Linked DNA regions of Homo sapiens: region 2 is linked to region 1. Evidence: chromatin contacts called from ENCODE Hi-C or POLR2A ChIA-PET data. All regions are on one chromosome and are shown on one strand. Each heading gives the region's core, a stretch centred on a gene start or an enhancer-like site at or near the end of the contact. The rest is flanking DNA. Distances are from core to core; before and after follow the strand shown.

Region 1 (3,656 bases), core at 144-2,643:
AGGAGAATCGCTTGAACCTGGGAGGCAGAGGTTGCAGTGAGCCGAGATCGCGCCACTGCACTCCAGCCTGGCAAAAGAGCAAGACTGTCTAAAAAAAGAAAAAAAAAAGCAAACTACAGTATAAAGTGGGTTACAGAAAGTCTCAATGATGTATTCATATGTAAAAAATTAAAGGAGCTGCACACTTAAATGTGCACTATTTATTGTAAGTTATACCTCAATAAAAGGTTTTCTTTAATCTTCATAAAATTTTGGGGTGTGTGTGTGTGTGTGTGTGTGTGGTTAGAATGCAGTAGCTTGGCAGGGCGCAGTGGCTCACGCCTGTAATACCAGCACTTGGGAGGCTGAGGTGGGTAGATCACCTGAGGTCAAGAGTTCAAGGCCAGCCTGGCCAACATGGTGAAACCCTGTCTCAACTAAAAGTACAAAAAAATTAGCTGAGCATTGTGGTGGACGCCTGTAATCCCAGCTACTTCGGGAGGCTGAGGCAGGAAAATCGCTTGAACCTGGGAGGTGGAGGTTGCGGTGATCCGAGATCGCGCCATTGCACTCCAGCCTGTGCGACAAGAGCAAAACTCTGTCTAAAAAAAAAAAAAAAATTGCAGTGGCTCACACCTGTAATCTCAGCACTTTGTGAGGCTGAGGTGGGAGGACTGCATGAGTTCCAGACCAGCCTGGGTAACGTCTCAAGACCTCATCTCTATTAAAAAAAAAAAAAAAGAAAGAAAGAAAAAAGATCTAGACAGATGAGTAACACATTTTTAACAGCAGTTACTTAGTTATCCCTGTGCAATTGCATGAGAAAGTGAAGGAAGATTCTTTCACTTTTTGCTTTATACTCTGTCACATTATTTACAGTTTAAATAAGCATATTTTGCTTTTGTTATCAACAACAAAGAAATAGAAAAAAATCCTTTGTCTTCTGTGGGGTTCCCTAAATCACTCCATTGACATTCCTGCTGCCTTCAATGGCTCTCTGTGGGAAAAGAAAATGAAGTGAACACCTGTCAAAGGCTTCATGCAAATTGTGCCTACTCCAGATAGTGTGATTGCTGATTTCCCTCTAATTTACATTAAGGAAATTGAACTTTTGGTTGAAGTCGGTCTTCTTTGAAGAAGGAAGCAGACGACATTTAATGCTATGGGCCTATTGTCACTTCAGCACTGCTCTCAGGAAAGAATTGGGATCTGGTGGCGAAGACCGGCGTGAACCGTATCACTTTTTAAATGCCTAAAGGCTGGTTTTGAGAGGCCCGAGTCGCTAGTGAGAAAGCTGCCTCTGCAGCCAGGCCCCTCCCTGGCGGCCCGAGGCTCCGTCCGGTCCCCCGTGTCGTCGCCGGGGCAGCTGGCGCCCTCCGGCGGGGTAAGGCCAGGACCAACCAGAACAGCGCCCTTCCTCTGCAGCCCGCCTACTGACGTGCAATCCAGGATCTACGTGGGTATAGAGGGAAGCTGGGCCCACGGAAGGCAGAATGGCCAAAGAGATGGATATAAAGTGGAGCGGGGAAAGGAGGACACCCTAACAGTTTGGCAGCTCACTGTGCCAAGCGTTCATCTTCCAGAATAATGTAACTAATGTAGGGTATATGTTCTCCATTAGTTCATAAAGGAGGGGTGTCACACAAAGTTTACCTTCTTCCCCCAGCCCCATGAAAATTTCTTTAATATTTTTGTTTAATTTAAAAAGTAACATATGCCAGGCACGGTGGCTCACGCCTGTAATCCTAGCACTTTGGGAGGCTGAGGCAGACGAATCACGAGGTCAGGAGTTCGAGACCAGCCTGACCAACATGGTGAAACCTCGTCTCTACTAAAAATACAAAAATTAGCCAGGCATGGTGGCGCGCGCCTGTAGTCCCAGCTTCTCAGGAGGCTGAGGCAGGAGAATCGCTTGAACCTGGGAGGCAGAGGTTGCAGTGAGCTGAGATCAGGCCACTGCACTCCATCCTGGACGACAGAGCGACTCCGTCTCAATGAACAAATAAAAAGTTACATATGTTTGTGTAAACTATTAAAACAACACAGAAACAAACCCATACAGTTGGCTTATTTTACTTAGCATGATGTCTTCTAGGTTCATCTATGTTGTAGCATGTGTAGAATTTATTTCCTTTTTAAGTCTGAATTATATGGATATTTATTATGTTTATCCCTTCATCTGCTGATGGACACTTGGGTTACTTCTACCTTTTGGCTATTGTGAGTAATGCTGCTATGAACCTGAGTGTTCTATAAAGAACTTTTATTTGTCAAAACTATGTCATGCCATGCCAGGCGTGGTGGCTGACCCCTGTAATCCCAGCACTTTGGGAGGCTGAGGCAGGCTGATGATTTGAGGTCAGGGGTTTGAGACCAGCCTAGCCAACACGGCAAAACCCCATCTCCACTAAAAATACAAAAATTAGCCACATATGCTTGCTTGAACCCAGGAGGCGGGGTTGCAGTGAGCCGAGATCCTGCCACTGCACTCCAGCCCAAGGTGAAAGAGTGAGACTCTATCTCCACAAAACAAAACAAAACAAACTGTATCATGCCATAGGTTAACAAAATAGTAGGTTAGGGAGTTTCTCTTAATAGAATTCTTCCAGGCTGAGTGTGGTGGCTCATGCCTGTAAGCCTGTTTCTCTACCACTCTACCTTCCCAGGAATAACTATCACTAACAAATGGTACTCGTGAATTCACACTTTTTGTTGTTGTTGTTGAGATGGAGTCTCGCTCTGTCGCCCAGGGTGGAATGCAGTGACACCATCTCAGCTCACTGCAACCTCCGCCTCCCAGGTTCAAGCAATTCTCCTGCCTCAGCCTCCTGAGTAGCTGGGATTACAGGTGCACGCCACCATGCCCGGCTACTTTTTGTATACTTAGTAGAGATGGGTTTTTGCCATGTTGGCCAGGCTGGTCTTGAACTCCTGACCTCAGGCGATCTGCCCACCTCAGCCTCCCAAAGTGCTGGGATTACAGTTGTGTGCCACCATACCCGGCTAATTTTTGTATTTTTAGTAGAGACAGGGTTTCACCATGTTGGCCAGGCCAGTCTCCAACTCCTGAACTCCAGTGATCCGCCATCCTCAGCCTCCCAAAATGCTGGGATTACAGGTGTGAGCCACTGAGCCCGGAGACTTTTTATTTTTATTATTTTTTTTTTGTAGGGTTGTTCTAGTTATGTTGCTCAGGCTAAACTCCAACTCCTGGAGTCAAATGATCCTCCCACCTCAGCTACTGAGTAGTTCTGACTACAGGTGCCAGCATTGAGCCCTATGTGTACCTTTTTTTTTTTTTTTTTTTTTTGAAATGGAGTCTAGCTCTGTGGCCCAGGCTGGAGTGCAGTGGCCCGATCTTGGCTCACTGCAACCTCTGCCTCCTGGATTCAAGCAATTCTCCTGCCTCAGCCTCCTGAGTAGCTGGGATTACAGGCGCCCACCACCATGCCTGGCTAATTTTTGTATTCTTAGTAGAGACGAGGTTTCACTGTGTTGGCCAGGCTGGTCTCGAACTCCTGAACTTGTGATCCGCCCACCTCGGCCTCCCAAAGTGCTGGGATTATAAGCGTGAGCCACCATGCCCGGTCCCCCCGCTTTTTTTTTTTCTTCGAAACAGAGTCTCACTTTGTGGCCCAGGCTGGAGTACAATGGCCAGATCTCAGTTCACTGCAACC
Region 2 (3,695 bases), core at 415-2,914, 61 kb after region 1:
TTGCTCTTGTCGCCCAGGCTGGAGTGCAATGGCACGATCTCGGCTCAGTGCAACCTCCGCCTCCCAGGTTCAAGCAGTTCTCCTGCCTCAGCCTCCCAAGAAGCTGGGATTACAGGCATGCGCCATCACGCCCAGCTAATTTTTTGTATTTTTAGTAGAGATGGGGTTTCTCCATGTTGGTCAGGATGGTCTTGAACTCCTGACCTCAGGTGATCTGCCTGCCTTGGCCTCCCAAATTGCTGGGATTATAGGAGTGAGCCACTGCACCCGGCCTTTTTTTTTTTTTTTTTTGAGATGGAGTTTGACTCTTGTTGCCGAGGCTGGAGTGCAGTGGCATGATCTCGGCTCACCGCAAGCTCCGCCTCCTGGGTTCAAGCGATTCTCCTGCCTCAGCCTCCTGAGTAGCTGGGATTATAGGCACCCGCCACCACGCCCAGCGAATTTTTTGTACTTTTAGTAGAGATGGGGTTTCACTATGTTGGCCAGGCTGGTCTCGAACTCCTGACCTCAAGTGATCCATTTGCCTTGGCCTCCCAAAGTGCGAGGATTACAAGGATGAGCCATTGCGCCTGGCCTATTTTTTTTTTTTTTTTTTTGAGATAGGGTATCACTCTGTCACTTAGGCTGGAGTGCAGTGGTGCCATCACAACTCACTGCAACCTCTACCTCCAGGGGTCAAGTGATGCTCCCACCTCAGCCTCCCAAGTAGCTGGGACTATAGGCGTGTTCCGTCATGCTTGGCTAATTTTTTTTTTTTTTTTTTGTAGAGATGGGATCTCCCTGTGTTGCTTAGGCTGGTCTCAAACTTCTGGGCTCAAGTGATCCTCCTGCCTTGGCCTCCCAAAGTGCTGGGATTACTGGAATGAAATCAAGGCACAGAGCAAGCTGGGCTTTGGAGCAACCCACCAGGCTTCAAGTCCCCACTCTCAATTACTTAAACCAGTTATTTCACCTCCCTGAGCCTCGGATTATCCATCTATAAAATGGGGCTAGAATTATACCTACCTGACAGGGTGGCTGGTGAAATGATATACAAGTGAAGTGATATATGCAACACTTGGCATAATGTCTGGAACAAGGTAAACACTTTATTATTATTATTATTATTATAATTTAGGTTGATGCATGGGGATTTTATAACCTACACTCAAACAATGTAGGTCAGATCATTTTTCTTTTCTTTTCTTTTCTTTTCTTTTGAGACAGTCTCGCTCTTGTTGCCCAGGCTGGAGTGCAGTGGCCTAATCTCTGCTCACTGCAACTTCCACCTCTCAGGTTCCAGCGATTCTCCTGCCTCAGCCTCCCAAGTAGCTAAGATTACAAGCGCCCACCACCACGCCTGGCTAATTTTTGTTTTTAGTAGAGATGGGGTTTCACCATGTTGCTCAGGCTGGTCTTGAACTCCTGACCTCAAGTGATCCACCCATCTCGGCCTCCCAAAGCGCTGGGATTACAGGCATGAGCCACTGTGCCAGGCCTGCAATTACTTTTGCTCCTACCTAATATCATCCCCACAACCGCCTTCTGGGCAGAAACCGGCAGGCTCTCTTGGAGAAGTCACAGGCGTGGCCATTTCCTGCAAAGAGCCAAACCCCCATTCCTCTGTGCCCCTCCTCTCCCACCAAGTGCTTTATAAAAATAGCTCTTGTTACCGGAAATAACTGTTCATTTTTCACTCCTCCCTCCTAGGTCACACTTTTCAGAAAAAGAATCTGCATCCTGGAAACCAGAAGAAAAATATGAGACGGGGAATCATCGTGTGATGTGTGTGCTGCCTTTGGCTGAGTGTGTGGAGTCCTGCTCAGGTGTTAGGTACAGTGTGTTTGATCGTGGTGGCTTGAGGGGAACCCGCTGTTCAGAGCTGTGACTGCGGTGAGTGTTTCTAAACACCCTTGGTTTGGGGGTAGCAAAGGGCAATGGAATGGAGGCTTTCTCAAACCTCACCCCTGACCCCAGGACTCAGGCCCAGCTCATCAGGGCTTTGAGGGAAGGTTCCTACCTCCCTTCCTGAGGAACAGGAAATACCCTCCTTCCCAGCACCAGTAAAGCTGCGGTTTGGAGAAACGCCAGGGCTAGAGTGTTGTGGAGAAACCAATCGTTGTTAACATCTCATTTTCAGGCTGCACTCAGAGAAGCTGCCCTTGGCTGCTCGTAGCGCCGGGCCTTCTCTCCTCGTCATCATCCAGAGCAGCCAGTGTCCGGGAGGCAGAAGGTAGGCTCAAGATCAGCCTGGCAGAACGCCAAACCTAGGGCCCCTGGCACCCAGAGGCGAGGGGGTGCCTGCTGGCTGCCCTGTCCCCACTCCCTGAGCTCTGTTTTCCACTTTGTTGACTAAGGTCCTCCCTGGGGTGGGTTCCGGGGACAGGGGAACCCAGGTCCCCAAGGGTTCTTGGTTGGGTACGGCTGCACAGGACAGCTTCAAGTCTGGGTCTGGGATAGTTGCTGCCTTCTTTCTTCACCACACCTGTGGTCTCCCTGGGTCTTGGTGGGGCGTGTATGTGCAGGCCCTGCTCTGTTTTCAGCAAACCTCGCTGAGACAGGAGCTTTGGGGTGACTTATTCCCAGCCTGCCTCCTAGAGGTGTCTCTAAGAGCAGCCTCTGGGAGTGGCTGGGCACCAGGGAAAGGGGAACTGGGAGGAAGTGCCCAGCCAGAGCCTCAGTCCCAGAAGGGCAGGAGGGCAAGGGGAGAATGGTCATGGATTTCTTGGTGCCCACAGATGCCCCACTCCAGCCTGCATCCATCCATCCCGTGTCCCAGGGGTCACGGGGCCCAGAAGGCAGCCTTGGTTCTGCTGAGTGCCTGCCTGGTGACCCTTTGGGGGCTAGGAGAGCCACCAGAGCACACTCTCCGGTACCTGGTGCTCCACCTAGCCTCCCTGCAGCTGGGACTGCTGTTAAACGGGGTCTGCAGCCTGGCTGAGGAGCTGCGCCACATCCACTCCAGGTGACTCACTGCAGTACCCAGGGACGGGGTATCCAACGTGTGTCACTCCCTTGATGCCTAGCCCTGCCCCTCCTTGAACCTCTCTGGCTGAGCTGGGCTGGGGGCTGGGGTCTGGGGTCTGGCTGTCACTCACAGGTACCGGGGCAGCTACTGGAGGACTGTGCGGGCCTGCCTGGGCTGCCCCCTCCGCCGTGGGGCCCTGTTGCTGCTGTCCATCTATTTCTACTACTCCCTCCCAAATGCGGTCGGCCCGCCCTTCACTTGGATGCTTGCCCTCCTGGGCCTCTCGCAGGCACTGAACATCCTCCTGGGCCTCAAGGTATGACACAGGGGGAGGTAGAAGCTCTGGCCAAGTGGTGGCTGTGGCTGGTGTGACCTGCCCTGAGCTGAGTACTGGGAGTGGGACTGGTTTAAAGGCTGGAGTCCATGGAGTAGAACCTATAATGTCCTGGAACAGTGGGTTTGGCAATGGCAAAAGAGGGATCAAGTCAGGAGCAGGTTGGGAAGCCTTGGAGGAGGAGGAGGAGTTCTCTGGGTGTCCTTGATGGAGGCCCCCCAGCCACATCCTGCTGTCCACAGGGCCTGGCCCCAGCTGAGATCTCTGCAGTGTGTGAAAAAGGGAATTTCAACGTGGCCCATGGGCTGGCATGGTCATATTACATCGGATATCTGCGGCTGATCCTGCCAGGTGGGCCATCCTCTCTGCCCCCATTTCTCGATCTACAAAACAGACACTAAGACACACAGCCTC

Evidence for each region. A loop is a pair of places that touch in the nucleus more often than their neighbours do. ChIA-PET counts read pairs that join two places held with the same protein, here RNA polymerase II (POLR2A). Pooled maps may share reads with other maps.
Region 2: a pooled map shows a loop between it and region 1 (2.0-fold over the local background). The contact joins the promoter of STING1 here to the enhancer-like site in region 1. A Hi-C loop is called at or near these places in 2 of 50 pooled maps. POLR2A ChIA-PET finds 5 or more read pairs at or near these places in 9 of 52 experiments (A549, B cell, CD4-positive, alpha-beta T cell and 6 more).

Annotation. Positions count from the first base shown.
Region 1 is chr5:139,541,233-139,544,888 of GRCh38, reverse strand. It overlaps a transcript of UBE2D2 not described here. Among named protein-coding and RNA genes, the nearest start is that of UBE2D2, 18 kb to the left of the region's middle. RefSeq lists a silencer at 1,333-1,422 and an enhancer at 1,296-1,857. Within about 2 kb of position 1,393, at least 22 of the 41 ENCODE cell types and tissues checked have a DNase peak (open chromatin) inside an H3K27ac peak, as active enhancers do; they include B cell and endothelial cell of umbilical vein, where a contact is called at or near this core.
Region 2 is chr5:139,480,727-139,484,421 of GRCh38, reverse strand. STING1 (stimulator of interferon response cGAMP interactor 1) reads left to right here and starts at 1,664. Exons shown (of 8, transcript NM_198282.4): 1 at 1,664-1,872; 2 at 2,120-2,212; 3 at 2,718-2,944; 4 at 3,080-3,263; 5 at 3,524-3,632. The coding sequence starts at 2,718. It also overlaps the pseudogene LOC101059986. RefSeq lists enhancers at 1,492-1,611, 1,622-1,751, 2,272-2,501 and a silencer at 3,104-3,398.